Linked DNA regions of Mus musculus: region 2 is linked to region 1. A link is a loop called in an ENCODE intact Hi-C map of the cell type or tissue named here. Cell type or tissue: left cerebral cortex. All regions are shown on one strand. Each heading gives the region's core, and the rest is flanking DNA. Links, peaks and the distances in the headings are about the cores only. Region 1 holds the start of Gm30944 (a long non-coding RNA gene). Region 2 has its middle 22 kb from the start of Gm31096.

Region 1 (9,208 bases), core at 485-8,484:
CTAGACCCACAAAATCCCAGAGAAATAAACTGTTGCTTGCCATGTTACTGCTATTTGGAGATTTATATCCTCCAAAAGTCCATGTATGGGATGAAGGCTTCACATGATGCTATTGGGAGGGAGGAGAAACCTTTAAGAGGTAGGGCCTGGACCTGAAGAGATGGCTCATCTGATAAGAGTACCAGCTCTTCTGAGCTCTCTGAGCTGGGGTCCCAACACCCACCCAAGTCCAAGGATTTACAGTAGCCTGAAACAACCAACTCCAAGGGATCCAATGTGCTGACCTCTTCAGGCAGCTGCACATGTGTGTGCGTCCTGACCAACAAACATGAGTAGAAATTTTAAAAATAATTTAAATCTCTATGGAAGAAAATAAGTTGGGTCTTGGTGGGAGGTCCTTAGGTTACTGGAACACCCCTTGAAAGGCATTCCTTGAAATGGCTTGTGGCAGGTGGAGGGACAGCCCGGTGGTTAAGAGCACTTGTTCATGAAGAGGGTCTGGATTCATTTCCCAGATGGCTGCTAACAATCACCCATAACTCCAGGGTACAGCCACGTCTGCTATCAAGCATGCATAGGGTACACATGCATACATGCAGGTAAACACTCGGACACATAAAATTTAAAAAATTAATCTAAAATAAATAAATAAACAAAAAGGATCACGGAACCTGGTCTCTTCTTCCCTTCCTGAACTCTAGTCTATGAATGCACTGCTTGTCCACCGCACATTCCTTACCTTGATGGGCTGTGTCCCCACAGGCCAGAAGCAACAGGAGCCACCATCCAAAGCCTTAAGTCTCTAACACTGTGAGTCCATCAAGCCTTGCCCATTTACATGTTAATTATCTCAGGTATTTTGTTATGGTCGTAGAGAGCTGACTAAGGTACTATGTCACTGCTATTTGCAAATAAGCATGGTGGTATGTGGTATGAATATGATAAATCATGTTTACCATGCAGATACAGAAACAGGTATCTCAAAGAGGTGACATAGTGAACCCTCAGCTATAGCAGAAGAGAAGGATCCCCAGGAAGTCTGCCTCTCTAAAGAAGGTGGGTCAAGAGCAGAAGGTGTTTCCCAGAAAAGCTCTGCACTCCATCTCAAAGGTCCTCTTGTGCTGTTGCCTTGTGTGTGTGTGTGTGTGTGTGTGTGTGTGTGTGTCCACCCTCAGGAGAGAGCTACTGAGCTTCCACCTCAGGGAAATGTTCAAGCCCAAGCCTGATAATCAAATGCTGATGAGAGGCGCTCATGCTAGACAAGGCTAGGACCACGAAGCCTGGACCTGGAATGTGAATGTTAACAGCTCAGCTGTTCAGGGCTTAACATACAGCCACCGATTTCAGCCCCCAGTCCTGACACAAGGCAGACACTGCTTACAGCTCCATTTTACAGAAAAGAAAACCGAGGCTCATGGATGAGCACCCAGGCATGGCCTCGAGCCTTTTCATGATGCTATAACAAAATGCCTGGTGCTGAGTACTTTATAAAGAAAGGAGGTTAATTTAGCTCACAGGTTGGAGACTGAAAAGGCCAAGGTGAGGACTTCAACTGTTCACCTCTAGTGAGGACCATGTCACAGCATAGCAGATAGCATCACATAGTGAGAAAATGTATGTGAAAGGAAGGCAGATGGCATGCTCTGCAGAATTTGTTCTCAGAGTCACTAATCCCTGTATGCAGAGACCTAGACCACACTGGAATGAGCTCATTATCCCTCTATAGGCCTGCCCCTTAGTGGTCCCTTGCCTTCAATACCACTACAATGGGGACCAAGGTTCTAGCATATGAAACTTTAAGGGACACACTCAGACTGTACCCTACCCACAATGGTCCCTCACCCAGAGTTGCTCAGTCATTAGACTACTGAACCAGAATCACAATTCAGGCACCTCACGGCCCCTGAACCTGGGAGCTAACCACTGTTCTGCACTCCCTAGCCATTCTTAAACACTTGTCCTGCCTTCATGAACCTCCTGGTTCTGGCTTCTGGTGACAATGATGGGAGCATGGGAACCTGAGAAGCCAGCGGGACAGGCAGGGTGCCAGGCTGAGGAGCAGAGCAATCACTTAACCATGGCATCCATTGGGTGCTGACTGGAAGTGCCTCAGGCTATCCTGGATGGCTGGTTTCTTTACCTGTCTTTCTGTGTAGCAGACTCCTCAGCACCTGCCAATGGCACCTCCGTGTGTCTTCCCTGTATACCCAGCCTCTCAGTTGGCAGAGTTACACCAGCCACCCACTCCCTAAGTCCCCAGTTTCTGGTCCTCAGCTGCCCTTCTCCAGCCTGGCGGGGGCGTCCTCCTCCTCCTCCCCTTCCATACAGGGATCTGAGTCACTGACAGCAAGTGGGTGAGAAGAAACAGAGAAAGCAAAATCAAAAAATAAAAACTCCTGAGGGCAGTAACAATTAATATTTAACTTGAAATTTCCTGGGAACAGATAGTGTAGGCTATTCATGTGCAAATTGTATGCAAATAATATGCAAGCATTCTCCACGTTGGCCCGTTGTTATTCTGTAAACCTGCTGGGCAGCTCTGAGGGCAGCTGGAGAGTCCTCACACCCTGCAGGTGCACAGCACCCCAAAACAGGACTGGCCAGGGCTCTAGATGAGATCATTCAGGGGATACTAGCTGGCTCCCAAATCCTCACATCAGACAATCCCTTCCAATTCTCAAGGTCTTGTGTCTTCTGCCTGACACAGTGTTCCTAAACCCACATCCCTGCCTCCTTGTCCCTCCCTAGAATTCCTGCCTGAGGGTAGCTTTTGGCCTCCTGGTGACTAAGCTCACTTCTCTGCACTGCCCTAAGGTAACCAGAGGCAGCAGAGCTTCTGCTGCAGACCTATTGTTGTAGCTGTTCTGTCTACTTGCTTTCCTGCCCTACCCTTCTCAGGTCCAGGGTCAGGGATAGCTTCTCTGGGCCAATATCAGCCTGGCAGCCAAATGCACACTAGGTAGAAGCATGGATCTTTCTGGAAGATGAGATCAAACCCTGCCCTGCCTGGGCTTCCCTTTGTTCTATCTGTGGCAGGAAAACAATTCCGTACCCCAGTTCTCCCCAGGTTATCCCCCAAGTCAAGAGGAGCTGGGACCTCAGATTCCACAGTCCAGGTCTGAGCCCTCCAGCTGTAGACAAGAGTTGAGCTCAAATGTGTCTCTGTTCTTCAGAATTGGGAGCTCCCTGGGAGGAAGCTGCTTGCAAGCCCAAACTCCCCACCATACCTGGGCTGACTCAGCATCTGCAGCAGCATCTATGTTAGCTGCAACCAGGCTAAGGGAGTAAGCAACAAATCCAAGGAGGAGCCTTATTCCCCGAGGGAGGAAGCTTTGATGCTGGTGCCTGTTCATCCTGATGCATCCTTCACTCAGTGCTTCTGTGTGCCCAGCATCCCCCACAACTGAACATACAGAGGAGACTCTGCAGAGGTCAGCACAGCTGGCCGGTCTGCATTGCCTCAGTGGCAACTGCCCTCTATGATAACTGGGACATGGGACAATTGTTCCGAGATCCAAAGAGTTTATGCATTGACCCTTTCTGCTGTCTTCAAGTCTGGAGACACATATGGGAAGAGAGGAGCCACTCAAGGCCAGCATCATGTCACCACCTTGTCTAGATCAGGTAGGAAGGGTTGATGAAGAGGAGGAACAGTCCTGCTTTTGTGTCCTGCAAGACTTCTAAGTTCTGAGGTTACCCCACAAGAAACTGAGGATCATGATAGTATGGAATGCAGGTGAGTGATTTGGTATAGGGCGGGGGTTGGAGGTGGGGAGTAGGGTAGTGGAGATCTTGTGTATAAGGCGACTCTTTAAGAAGGCTGTCTCAAGGTAGGAGATTGAGCTATGATTTAAGTGTTGGGGTGATTGTTTTAAATGGAGGAAGAAGAGAGAGTGCTGAGGCTGGAGCTGTCTGGCCCTGCATCTGGAAGCTAAGTTCCCAGATGGATACAGCTCAGTCAGGGTTCTCCACTGTCTAGCTCTGTATGACAAGGCCATGATTTTAACTGTAGGTTCTTTCCATGAGTATGTCATGAGCATTCACTGCATATGTGTCTGGCACTGCTGTGGGCATGGTAACAAAACCTTTACTCTGGGGCTTCAAGACCCGAGGAAGAAGTTCTTCCCGGGATGGATAAAAAACTTAAGAAGAAAAGAAGTAAGATGTTAGCCATGTTCAACATTAACAAGAGGTAACTTGCGAGATTTAAAAGTAAATCCCATTTTTCAGAAATATTAAAATGTGAAGGAAAGAGGGACCTGAGGTCTAGAAGGTTAAAATATTATTTACTGTAGCATAACAATAGGAATTAAATATGTAATATAGTCGTATAATGATAAAGGGTATTTATGTTAACTTCAACTCCTCACAGCTCACAGTAGCTGAAGTAAAAGAATGAAAGGTAGTTTATGCCATTCAAGGGGGAGATAGGTACGTGGTCTCATAAGTACCAGATCGGCTCTGAGAATGGTGGCGGCCACTCTCTGTGGTGTCTTTCCATCTCCTTTCTCATTTCACACTAACTTCATACTTCTTTCTACCAGCAGCTTCGCTTACTCCACCACACCTTCTGTTGGGCTGGCCCCGCCCCTAATCATCACCATGATGAGTCAGTTTCCTTGCAGCTAACTGCCAGGTTTCTGCTTGTAAATTGCAGGTTTTGTTTCAATCTGTTCAATGATTGTCCAGATATCACGTGACTTACGGCAACAAGGAGGCACCCAGGAAACCACCAACTCAAGCGTAACCAACGGTTCTTTCTCTCCTGCCAAGCCTCGTGCTCTTTCTGCGAGGGCACTTAGCACCAGCGCTCTTTCCAAGCTTTACTCTGTGACTCTTCTGGTGTGGACTTTGCTCACACGGCTCATACCACAGCCACACTGCAGAGGCAGGACAGAGGCGCTGAGCAGGAATGAAATCAACCCAGTCAAGAACAAATTACATTTATTTGGAGTTAATTAGGATTGCGATCGGGGGAGAGCACAGACTCACAGAATCCTGGAAACAAGCTGAAATTCTGATGTTGAGCCTATTGTTAGCTAAGAATTAATGTAGGTGCTGTAAGCCTTAGACTATCTTATCAGAGGAGAATCGAATCCAGCAGTCTCTGCTTCCAGGTGTACCCAGGGTCCAGTGTATCAGAGGGTAGCAAACGATGTTTAAGCAAACTGTAGTTTGGTCTATCCCAGAGAATGGTTTGGCTCAAAGGCTCAGCAGAAGACAGATTGAGATGTGCTTAGTAATGACCCCTAACTCCATTTCAGGTGCCCAGAATCAATGTTACTCCATTTTGATTATGATCATTGTTATCATAGCCTCCATTCCCATGACTAGAATTTATTCACGGGACTAAGCCTAGTTTGAAAGAAGCACAGAAAATTACATCCTTGTTCAGTAGACAGCTGGCCATCTATTGTCTCTGACACAAGTAGGCCATGGTGGCAGGAGGGAAGGAGGTACTACCTCAAGCAACTGTGCGGACAAAGCCTACCTGGTTCACGCTACCCTGGCGACTCCATATCTTACCTTGCACTACATACCACAGTTTCTGTCTCCTTAGGTAGATGACAACTTGCTGTGGGAGGTTGGGGAGATGAGTGGAAGCATGTGTCTCACAGAGAACCAGCATTCAGCCAAGGGAGGAGTTCAGTTGTTAGACCTGAGCGTCCAAAGGAGGAGCGGCCAATCCCGAGGAAACAGCTCTGCATGCTGCTCAGTCCAGACTCATCCTTTGGCGATCTTCCTTTGCCACCTCCAGTTCTTGGGGAAGCACTTCTTTCCATCTTCCACACCTAAAAATGTTGATCATGTTTTGCCTGGGACAGAACCCAGGAGTCTGCTTTTTTTAATGCCAGAAAGTTTGGGGCCCATAAGTAAAGACCTATACTCTGAAAAATAGCATAGAAGAAATAGTCATATCTTAGGTCACTTCTAAGTACAACCATCAAGCCTGGACTTGCAGAGATTTTCACTCTGCTCTTCTTGGTTTTTCCAAGGAGCTAGAAGATGGGATGGGATCCATAGGACAGAACATAACAGTGGAGGTGTTTGGTCTTGAAATTTAATGTGGAGCCCAGTGGTGACCTCCTGTTAGAATACCAGAGGCCTCTTAGGCAGCATCTGTGTTCATCTCAGTTACCAAAAAGTGCACACTGATATGAGCCACTATTAATAGTGGCACTAGGTTGGCCAGAATAACACATGTAAAAATGCCTCCTCAGGGAGATAGTTAATCCCTTGAGAGCCCAGGTCATCTCAGGCATGACTTGATCCCCTCAGACATGACTGCCGGGATCCAAGAAGTAAGACAGGGGACTAGACACAGAAGGCCCAAGTGCAGTCCTCCCTGCATTCCCCTACTCTCCTGCAACAAACTCAGAACAGCCCTCAGTGTGTGAAGAACACTGACTGGATATTATATAGTTATAGAAGAAATATAAAATTATCTTAAGTGGTTTTTGAAGATATAGGAAGGCACAAAAGAAAAACAAAAGTCACCTGTGATCCTGCTATCCAGAAATAACCATTATTATCATTTTAGAGTAACACACTACTAGTTTTTCCTATGCATATATTTGCATAAAATAGCATACATCAAACCTGGATTTCATCAAATTCCCAGCTCTGTAACCTGCTTGCTCCACTTAACAATACATACCATTTTCCTGCATCATCAGCTGTTCTCTGACAACCTCATTTTTAACAGCCACATCCTAGCATGCGGGTACACAATGGCTGGAATATTTTAGACTACTTCTATTTTTTTGTTTTGGTTTTATTTTTGCTTTTTCTATTATAAATCTTATTATATGTCAGTAATGGTTTTCTCAGAATCGATTCTGAGACACTAATTCTGAGGTCCCTAAAATACACTTGTTAAAGCTGTAGCCACAAAGCATCAAATTACAAATATCAATTAACACTTGGGTAGGGTATGGTGAAGACTGGGGACCTGGGTCAGGCGGCAGGGTGTGAGGAGGGTGGTGCTGAAGTGAGAGCTATCTGTCCCAACTTCATCTCCATCACCTCTGAATATTAGGAGAAGCTTGCCTTCCCATCCCAAGTCCCCCAATCTCAAGGACTGTCTTTATAATCACAGATATTTCTCTTCTGTGATGATATTCAGCCCATTTTAGGAATCCTATGCAAATCTTTATCTGGCCTACAGCAATTATTTCTGAAAAACCAGACTTTTGACAGAAGTACATTTAAGTTTTTTTAAAAATAGCATTTTTTTAGTGCATGGTATTATCATTGTTACTTATTCAAATGTGTTGATGGTGGAGTAGGTGGAAGGGTGATGCTTGCATTGGCATGGCAACCAGTGACTAATTGAATTCTTCACAGCCCATGATGGCTGCTGTGACTTAGGTGGGGCCAGAAATGGATTTTCCTCCCTCTATGTGTCATGAGCTTATGGTAGAGAAAAGGTTACCCACTCATGATGGAGCCCCACTCATGATACAGCCCTTTCTTAAGCTATTTCTATTTTCAGTTTGTGCTACTTCTTGGGGTGAGAGGTTTAGAGCATCTCTTCCCACCCTGTGGATACAGGGCTTCTTCTGATCTGCAGATACCTCTTTGGGGTAGAATAGGACTCCTGGTTATTGTAATAGCTAGCACACAGTGGGCCTTTCCAATGGTACCAGACTCTCCTCGAGGCACTTTGTGTTTTTCATTTAATCCTTAACAAGCTGTGTGATGTGAGTACTGTTTTTGCCATCCCTCCTCTGGTTTTAGTTCCATTTTGCAGTGCCGAGAATTAAAGCCAGGTCTATATGTCCACCAGGCAAATGTTTACCACTGAGCTACACTCTGACCCTCTTATAATTAATTCTTGTTGTTTTCATTTGTTTGTTAGCTTGCTTGTTTGCTTTTGCTTGGGGCTGCTGTGGGGAGGGTTAAGACAGGATCTCATGTAACCCAGGCTGGCCTTGAATACCCTCCTACTTCAATGAGTGGTCACATTTAGGACAAGTCTTCCATCTTAACTAACCTAATCAAGATAATCCCTTACAGATATAACCAGAATGTTGTCTCCTACATCCTGTAAAGTTGACTATACTGTTTTATAACCTACTTTAATAAAGGTTCAACCTCTCCTTTAGCCCATCACCCACCAGAGATAGTAGAAAAGTCAGGTTATGGGGGAAGTGGACCTGTTTGGGAATAGCTCTTTGAGGGCCAGCTCAAATCCTCTTTGCCAGCATTTCAGTCCTGTAGCAAACACCACACACACAAACAGGCAGCTGTTCTTCAATCCTAAAGAAACTGCAAGGCTTCACCATCTGGCCTAAGGCCGCTGAAGAGGCAAACAGCTGAAGGAAACTCATGAGCAGTTCTTTGGTAAGTTTCTCTCAATGGTGGCATGACCACAAGTAGAGCCCAACAATGCTATGTAAAGTGAACCAATACCTGTGTGTCCTTAACCAAGAACAGCAAGGCAGAGTAAACCAAACCAAAGCTCAATGCTCGTCTCACACTGTCTATGGAGTCATATCTATATTCCTTCATCACATGTCCTTTCATGTGTCTGCCACAGGAAAACATAGCAAAGCCTGTGTCTGCTTCAGAAAAACATTCTTTTACAGGTCTGCTTTAACAAGACATCCTTTCACCAAGCAACTGATCTTTAGTAACATGTATCCCCCTTGCTACATTTCGTTGTTCTATTTTTGTGGCTTCATGCATCCACCAGGACAACCATTGTGATTGTTGACTAACTTCTAGAACAGCTGATACCACTGCACTGTGGGAAAACTCTGCTAGTTAAGGTCAAAGTCTACCATTGTCCAGATAGTGCTCTGGAATTAGGTGCAATATGGAGAACTCCCTTCATTGGTATGACTTCTTCTTCTTCTCTGACCTTGTCTGGGGAGTTCAACTCCCACTATACCTCTACCTGCAGAATGTCACCTACCTTTGATTAAGATTACAGGTCCAACTTCCTTTCCCCCAATAAGAACCCATTCAGCTAGTACCTGAGATTCCTGAAATGCTTCCCCATGCTAATGAGACATTTTGGTACCCTAAGCCCCCAGCCAATGAACTTTGCCCATCCTGGATGTTTCTACCCCACACATACCCTTGTTCCCTGAAATTATGTAACCTTGAATCACCCCATGTAAAGTTGATTTGCCTCCCTGCAGCTGGTCCCAGGCCAAGGACCAGCCTCAGCGTTGGGGGAAGGGGTGCATTCCTGAGAGAA
Region 2 (9,208 bases), core at 872-8,871, 120 kb before region 1:
GGCAGGAGATATAAGGCCATATAGATTCCAAACTCCGACACCATCCTTGTCGGCTTGCTCACAGCCCCGCCTTATCCGCCCCTACTGCTTTTCTCAGGGCAAGATCCTAAGAGTGTTAGGGATCCGTCTATTGCTGCTATCTATTCCTAAAACCTCCCAGCCTGGGAAAACCCAAACTTCTGTTTGATAGAAGCATTCTAAAGTTTATATATGCTCCTTATGGGCCAAAGGGAACTTCTCTCCTTGACTTATTTTTAAACTGCAAATGTTAAATTAGCATTTTGTAAGACAGCTCTGACACACAAAAGAGTTGATGTAGTCTTACACAAGTCTGTTTTAAAGAGAGGAAAATGTGTTTTCCTCAGCAAGCCACTAAAAAAAAAAAAAAAAAAGTGATCTTGAAATCTCAGTGCCGAGAGCATCCTTATAGAACATCCAGTCTAATGTTTGTCTTTGTTTTGTCTCCATTTTAAGCATCAGATCCAGGTTTCAAAAAGCAACCCTTTTGTGATGTTTGAGTAGGCAAGAGATGGAAGCTGAGCCTCTTTGAAGTGGGCAGGCAGGCCTTGAACTGCTCTCCTGGGCTCCTCCAGGAGGCCTGGGGCTCCAACGAAATCTAGAATGAAAACCACCCGCCCTCCCCAGTTGTTTACTTCCCAGATTTATCTGACAAACTGCCACGGTGAAGGTTGAGCATTTCCTAATGATATGGCCAAATCTCCTGCTCTGTGACCCATAAACTCTGTGTGTGTCAGCAAGCGGGTCATGCTAACCTCCTTTCTCTGGCTGACTCGTTGGGCTTCAGCACAGCTTCTCGCTTAACCAGCTCTCAGTGTACGATGCCGGGAACACCTGCATCAGCGTAAGCGTAAGTTATGCTAAGCAAATTCCAGGATTTTAAGTCAGACCCATGGATCAGGACAAAAGTTCTAGAGCTAAGGTTATTGGCTTTGCCAAATATCCATATATTTTGAGTTGCTCACGAGTCTCGGTGTGCTTTGGGAAGATTTCCTACGAAGTCTGGTGCAACCGAGTCAAGTACAATAGGCTGGGGAATGGTTCCTTTGTCTGTTTTGTTAAGGGTGTGTGTGAGGGGGTGCATGTTCACGCACTCTCTGACATAAAGGTGGCTCAAGGCTCAAACTTCTGGAAAACTGTCCTATCAAGCCCCACCATACACTCACCCTATCACATCCTAGACAGGAATCTCTCACAGAAGCATCCTAATAAATGCCAAAGTGGCCCGGGTGGCTCTCCTAGGAGGCTTTATGGAGAGAAGCAAGAGACAGATATGAGCAACCAAACTCCAGGTTTGTAAATATGGTTTTGCTAGAAACAAATGTGAGCTTTCTTTTTAATTTCTAACCTGGCTTGGCTTTGCAGCTCCTTGGACTCACTGCCATACTCTTTGAGCACATACCCTTGGAAGTTGGTATTGTATCTGTATCTGTATTTACTGCTTTACAAAGCAGTAAAGACACACAAAAATGGTACTGTGTACAACAATAGTTGTCTCTTAAGATAGATCATCCAAATTTGAAACAGATACAATACCAACTTCCAAGGGTATGTGCTCAAAGAGTATGGCAGTGAGTCCAAGGAGCTGCAAAGCCAAGCCAGGTTAGAAATAAAAAGAAAGCTCACATTTTACACTGAGAAGTTTCTGGATCAATCTGTGCCCAAACCAGATGTTTTGACTGGTAATTATTATGATGATAATTCATTTACTAGAAACAAAATGGGGCATGACTGTTTACTGATGCCTGCCTCCCCAGACATACAGAGAAGTAAGAAGAAAAATCTCAAAGGTTTTACTTGTGGCTAAAAGGAATAATTTTCACAATTAACCAGAAATAGGCATAGCAGTAAAATGGTTTGCCTTTACATTCCACACTAGTTGTAAACAGGGCTCCCTGCATCTCCTTGCATAGAAACATCAAGGTGTAGATAGCTGCCAGGGACCTGAAAATGCCTTCAGTTTGGGTTTCCATCTGAAAAAACAACAACAAAACAAAAACAAACAAACAAACAAACAAACAAAAAAACCACTGTTCTCAGAAATCCCTCAGGCTGTCAGTGTGGCATGAGACTTCTGGGTGCTATTCTTGTCTTCTGTCTTTCATGAGGAGCCCTTTCCAAGACTAAGAGATTATGGTGAAATGAAAGATACTTTCAGAAACTTACGTGGAGGCTTTACTGGAACAGAAGGGAACAGAGAGTTCATATCTCAGAGGACATATATAGCATGGCTGAAGCTCTTAATATGGCTAAGAATTGGCACTGATTGGTAAACATTGTGTTTGCAGCAAGTCACACCAACCAACACAAGGGGAGTCTTCAACCATTGCTGACTTGGGTTAATAGAGCCCAATGGATGGGGTGGGGCACACTTACCTGTGACACCCTCACACACACCCCAGAAAATCTATTTGTACCTAGATTTGTGACAAATATACACAAACTTAGCAAATATTATATAACATACGCCACACTGTACAGCTTAAGTCACAGCTGTATTTCTTCAACAGCAAAGCTGAAACTGTATTTTTTCATTTTAAACTTCGCTCTTTAGAAAGAGAAACTATGAGGTCTGTCAAATCAAAACCTTTATATTGTCTTAAAAAATGTTTTCTCCACTGATACCTCTTTGGACCTCCCTCATTGTCTGCCGTCTCTGCCCTTCCTTCGGGGTGGACATGCCTTTCCTGGGAGTTCCCCCGGAGTTGGAGTCTCAGCATTCCATCCGACAGGACGTTTGAATTCAGGACCAAGGACAGTGGTTCCTGCTCTCAGCTGCTCTTCCTTCAGACACATGACCTGCTCCAACAGGAGACATACAGACCCTATCCTTCCTTCAAAAACAGTAGCTCAGATGAACTTGCAGGAAGGGCTGCTTTCCGAGTGATGGTCTTCCTTCATTGTGTTTAACCAGAAAAGAACACATCCAAAGCCAGGGTCGGGGCCAGTAAAAGGGGGAGTTAATTCTACAGATGCAACAGCAGATCTGGGAAACAGGTTCTTGAGGACCTTTGTCAGAGTCTCACAGCCACGGTGACAGCCCACTGAGCGTGTCTCTAAAATCAGCTCATCAAGGCAATAAAGACCAACAACACAGCCCATCTGGACACATCTGGGCCAAGTGATGTCTCAGCAGTGGGCATCCAACTCTAGGTCGTCCTCAATGCTAGGAAACCTCTTTTTTTCACGTTCTGGAGCAACATGGGAGCACAGGCATCTCCTGGAATAATGTGCTCTTGTGAGATAGAACAGAAGCTAGAGAGGATATAAATACCCTGCAATTCTCTTAAATGCCCTTATTTATAGAAGTGAAAGTTGGAAACCAGGATTCTTGCTGCAATACGAAGAAAGTAGAAACTAAATAAAAATGAACATTTAGCATGTTATGGAAGGGTCAGAGCTCTCTTAGAAGGTGCTCTTTGCAACCACAAAGAAAGGAACTGTGTTCCAGTTTACTCCCCCACCTTCTCACACATGTGCACACATGTGCACACATGCACACACATGCCTGTATTCTTCAGCATCCTGAGGTCAAAGGAAAACAATAAGAGATTGCAACCGCTAGGTCACAACAGTTCCCTAGATTTATCTTCTTTATTTTATAGTGTTGGGGGGTTTCATGCACGTGCGTGTGTGTGTACAGGTACAGTGCACATGTATGCACTGGGAGGAGGGGTAAAGTTTGACCTCAAGAATCCTTCTTCAGGTCTTATCTATCTTTATTTTTTTTTTTTGAGCCAGGGTCTCTCACTGGCTGGGACCTCAATATATAGGGTAGACTCTTTGGCCAGCAAACTTAGGGATCTATCCATCTCTGTCTTCCCCAAGCTGAAACTAAAAATGTATGCTTCTATACTGCCTTCAGAGGTGGAGGAGGGGTGTCAGCATGTCCTCATTCTTAAGAAGCAAGAATTTCACAGTCCAAGCTCCTGCCCCCGTTTTCTCTGTTTAAGATGAAATGAGAACTGGATCTCAAGGGAATCTAGGATCTGCACCAAACCTGCCAGGGCTCAGGGACCGAGGTTCACGTTCCAGGTCTAGACAGGGTAATACAAAACCAAATAGAAAATGGTCATGCCTCAGCAGTACATGGAAGAGATTCCATACAGAAGGAACATGGTGACCTGGCCCTGTGACCCAGATAGGAATCTGCCCTAGCTTCCACATAACTGCTAAAGGCAGCCATTTGCCTCTTGGCTGGCCTCAGTGAACTCTATCTTCTTTTTCTTTCAACCAGGTTTCCCTGAGCACTTCATATGTTTAGCACCCAGGTCGTGCACTAAGAATGCAGGCAAATAAGAAGGGAGGCAGACCAGGACAACTGCATGTCACCATGTTTTGATTGTTACTTTAATAAAGAAAATAAAGAGGCTGCAAGATAGCTCAGTGAGTAAAGCCACTCGCAGGGTCTGATGATCAGAGTTTGAGCCCCAGAACCCACATAAAGTTGGAAGGATAGAGCCAACTCTATAAAGTTGACCTCTGACCTTCATAATATACTTATGGTATGAGTGCATATGGACCCAGAATCAACATGCTCCGAGCTAGATCAGGGACAGAAGCAATGGCCTTTGTCCAGACTGAGCCTCATCTATTTCTACACTCAGAAGGTCTGCCTGCTCTTATCAAGCCCACCATACTGAAGGGAGTCAGATTTTGAGCAGCATGCTGTCTGCATGAAGGGACAGCCAAGTAAGCAGGGCTGCTATGCATTGCCCGGGCCCATGATGCACAATAGCCCTTGGATTTCAGTATCGTCATAGAAAGCTGTGTTCTTGTGCCTAATAGATTCTGACCACCCCGACAGAAGAAGACCCTGTCATTCCCTTGGATTTGCTTGGAGTGATTTCTCTCAGGCTGCAAAAGGAACCCTAGGAACCGTCTCCTAGGGATGGATTGAATCAAAGCCCAATCATACTTACTTTTCCCTTCCAAAAGAAGATGTCCCCCTTGGGTCGCTTAAGGCACGATTCCCGTGCTTATTTACAGAGAGAATGTTCTGTTTCAGATAGCCAGGCGTTTTCTCTCCGAGTTGCAAAGCTGATTTCAGCCACCCAAGAAGTGTTATGAATATACAAACAATATATAAAGCTTAAAGAGCAGGCAAGGCGGTACCACACACCTCCCAACAAAGCTGGCTGTGTTGCAGAGGGGAGAGATGTGATCTTGCTCTCGGATAAAGCCCTCTTCTGCCATTTCACGAGACCTATTTCCCTAAGAACTCTCCAAAATTCCCTGTGTGGCATCACCTCTCACCTCTGACCTCAGAAGTCAGCAATACCCCTTAGTATAAAGACAGAAATTCTTTTCAGCCGTGCTGGCTAAATCCTAGGAGATTCTGGGTTGGGTGAGACCTCCTTCCAATCCCAGAGGGAATTGAATGAAGTCCTGTAGAAAAAAATTAAAATCCTGGACGGTCTCTATGGGGGCTGAAATGAACCATCCTATTCCCCAGCACCTCTCTGACGGTGAGGGTTAATTTATCACACGAAATCCAATCACTTCTTATAAAAGCAGTGCAGGTTTCATTTAGTTTGATGAGGTATATTGCAAGATTTCAGAAAATCAATTTTACTGAGAGCCATATTAAGCCCCAGGGAATATAACACTACATGTACCTCACATAAGTTTTTGTTATTACTCAGAGGATCACTGGGGAAATTATATACTTAGCCTGACGAAAGGTAATGGCTACCTTCATTGTCTTGGGTAACTCCTACCCTGCTTACCTCTGTGAAGTAACAAATAAAAATGGTTGGCCTACCTGAGCTTCCCAGAGCCTGGGGCATGATAACCACTGTGAGCAAGAGCGACTTGATTCTCCACAGAACTTAACTGCTCATAGTATGGGGCTTTACGAAGCAATGCTAAAAACAATGAGTAAGGAATAAGGAACGTAGACTGCATCTATTTTAACCCAAGCCCCGAGTTCTCTAGCTTGCACTCTCAGCAAAGCTCCTGAAAAGGGGTCCATGGTGGGCTCAAAATTGCTATCAACCAATATTCCAGGTTAATATTTCCACAGGCACACCTTTCATAGTCAGGAACTTTTCCACTGTGGCTAAGAACATTCCTAGCTATGCTCATCTGGTCTCTTGGAGACTTTTGTATCCAAGGCAATAAACCAAGCCATCTCTTTATGGGCACCCCAACTTGAAGCTAGTGGCAGGGACTGAATACTTGAGCCAACGTTTGTGATAGCTTCTTTCTCCAAAGGCCACTTCAAGCTAATAGAGGATGTAGAGTGGCTGTCGTAGGAGGGGTGGTGCTCTGGTGCCCCAGTTCTACAGAATCGGCAAGTACCAGGGCTGTGCCTATTTATCCTTGCCCTTGGACTATGTCGTCCAAGACGATAACATCTATCCATGTATAGCCATTGATTTGGCAATGGCTTAAAATCAGAAATCCAGCCCCATGGATACTCTAGTGATACAGGGTGAGTAGCCACTGTGTGGGACAGATATGAACATTCTCACCACCACACAGTGTTCTATTTGACATAGCTGTGTGACAATTCAGGTTGCCATCCTGTTCTAGGAACCTGGGAGCCATCACACAGGCGTGCTAGTCTGGTTCAGGTTGGAGTTATTTACCATTGATTCAGTGAAACATTTTCTAGCTCCTTCATCACTAGCATGAATGGAGGCCAGATATGACCTCTTTATGGTCTTTAGGTCAGGGTCGTTCTCTCCCATCCCACCAGAGACAGCCATGGGGAAAACTGAAAACTGGCTTTGGAAAGTAAATGAAGATGAAAAATATAAGCTTCGGGATAAAGTTCATAGTTTGGAAACTACAAAGGAGGTTTTCATCAACTGGACAGATACCCTATGCCAAGGGCCAGCCCCACTGTTATGGACTGGATTATGTCCCTCAATGTGTATGTTAGCTTTTTTTGGTACTGTAACAAATACCTGTGACAAATAAAATTATAAAGCAAAAAGGGAATTAGGAATATAATGATTAGGTAGGGCATGTGCTTGACATGCTCAAAGTACAGGATTCCAATATAACACACACATATTCATTCTCTCTCTCTCTCTCTCTCTCTCACACACACACACACATACACACACACACAGAGAGAGAGAGAGAGAGAGAAGAGGGAGGGAGAGGGAGAGATTTACTCAGGTTTACAATCTTGAAACTTTCTGGCTATGGTCAGTTGGTTTTTAGGCTTAGTGAAATTAGCATATAATGAGGAAGACTTTGGTAAAGTAAGGTGCTTGTCTCCTAGCCATGGAGAGAGAGAGAGAGAGAGAGAGAGAGAGAGAGAGATCATTATATCAACTAATGGATTTTCACCATTGTTAAATAATATCAAGTAAAAGGTCCTTTGGGGGACATTTCAGATCCAAATACAAAATCCTATATTAGGTCCTAATTCCCAGAACTTTGAATGTGACTATATTTGAAGTTTTTTTTTTTTTTTTAAGAAGTAACCAAGTAAACCAAGGTCATCTAGGTAAGCCACAGCCCCAAGTGACCACTGTGGCCATAAGAGGAGAGTGGGACACAGGGACACACACCAAGGGATGGCCATGAGAAGAGACAAGAGAAGCAACTAGAACACCCCACTAGCCAAAGAGAGAGGCCCTGGAGGAGTCCAGCCCTGCTGACCCCGAGATCCTGGCGTTCCAGCCTTCAGAACTAGGCTGCAATACATCCCCATCACGTGAGTCCCCAGACAGGGACACTTTCCCAGGGACCCAATATGTTTGCACCACGAGTTCTTCACAGTGTGGATTCTTCAAGGAACAAAACAGAGACCTGTGAGACTCGAGCTGTCAAGATCTCTTCAAATGCAGCGGGAGAGTTGTTTAGTTTACATTGCCCATCAACACAATTCCTACCTCAAGCATAACAAAGCAGCTGTTGCCGTGCAGAACTATTGTTCTATGCCTTTGCCTGCAGGGAAATTTGGGCTTTGAAGCAGCTCAAGGAGCCAGTAGGGCAAAAGAACGTCAGAAAGTGACAGACAAATTACCCATGAGGAAGGACAGAACATTTCAGAAAACTGTTTAAAAAATCATTCTGCCTCCATGGATACTATGCGGTGACATCTATTACCAGTTGGGGACATCAACTTTAAATTAGATCCGTTTGTTTGTTTACACATGCCGAGTAGAACTACATACAAACATAATTCACCAATTTAGCAGCTTGTATGTATAGTTGGCTCCCTTGGGGGTATTTAACAAAAATTAATTAATACTACATGCAGCCTCCCGTATATGTGGTATGACATGTGAAAGCCCAGAGAATGTGTGAGCTCTGTGTGTGTGTGTGTGTGTGTGTGTGTGTGTGTGTGTACATGCATTTGTTGCTAAGAATCAAACCTAGGGTCCCATGCACGCTACATAAGCACTTTTCCACTGAACTGCATCTCCAGTCCTCTTTTGATAATTACATTTATTTATTCATTCATTTATTCACTTTATGTGTGTCTGTGTATGTGCATACACACACACACAAACACACACACGCACACACACACACACTCAGTCCATGGTACAAGTGTAAAGGGCCGAAGATATCTTGAAAGAATTAGTTCTTACTTCTTCCATGTGGTTCTAAGGAATTGAACTTAGGTCATCAGGCTTGGCAGCCAGGACCTTAACCCACGATGCCATCTCGCCATACCCATTCCCAGACCTTTTAACATTTAATTTTTGAAACAAGTTCTTATCCAGTTGTTCAAACGGCTTTTGAATTTGTGATTCTCCCATCTCAGCCTTCCAAGAAGCTGAGATCATAGGCATATGACACTAGGCCCAGCTATGATGCAAACTTTAAAACAAAATTATGTCCTTATCATAGTATTTTCTGTTTGATAAGTTTCGTGAGAAGCTACTTTGTATTCTTACACATGATATTTAGGCAAGAGAGGAGATGAATATTGTCTATGTAGTTATACCTATGTTTTTAAATCTGTAATAGGATTTTCAACCTTAATCTCCCCCCCCCCCCATTTCTTCTGACAGTTTGGTGGTCTTGTGTTCCTGAATCCATAGAAAGATACAGAGGCAGAGGTGAGGACGGCGGGGCCATGTACCTCTGTTATATTACCTGCAGTCCGTCCCCCCTGGCTAGCTCATCCTGAGTCAAAATAACATGTTGTTCACAAAGCTTGCCCACCATAACACCTGGCGATCACAGAAGCACATGTATGTACATGGCATAGCTCCCA

The links. Peaks named below come from ENCODE experiments on the same cell type or tissue, not always from the same donor. Only the 100,000 strongest peaks of a DNase experiment are listed, where the experiment ranks them.
Region 2: it touches region 1 in a loop (5-fold over the local background); 3 of 42 quality-filtered maps call a loop at or near these places.

The regions. Positions count from the first base shown.
Region 1 is chr3:85,018,496-85,027,703 of GRCm38, reverse strand. Gm30944 (a long non-coding RNA gene) reads right to left here and starts at 4,788. Exons shown (of 2, transcript XR_375760.2): 1 at 4,706-4,788. In left cerebral cortex, for the core only: no CTCF peak of the experiment used is centred there; DNase peaks (open chromatin) are centred at 5,679, 6,265, 6,695, 7,363 and 4 more places; H3K27ac peaks cover 6,973 bases.
Region 2 is chr3:85,139,330-85,148,537 of GRCm38, reverse strand. No RefSeq gene overlaps it. Among named protein-coding and RNA genes, the nearest start is that of Gm31096, 22 kb to the right of the region's middle. In left cerebral cortex, for the core only: no CTCF peak of the experiment used is centred there; DNase peaks (open chromatin) are centred at 3,248, 3,918 and 4,895; H3K27ac peaks cover 4,747 bases.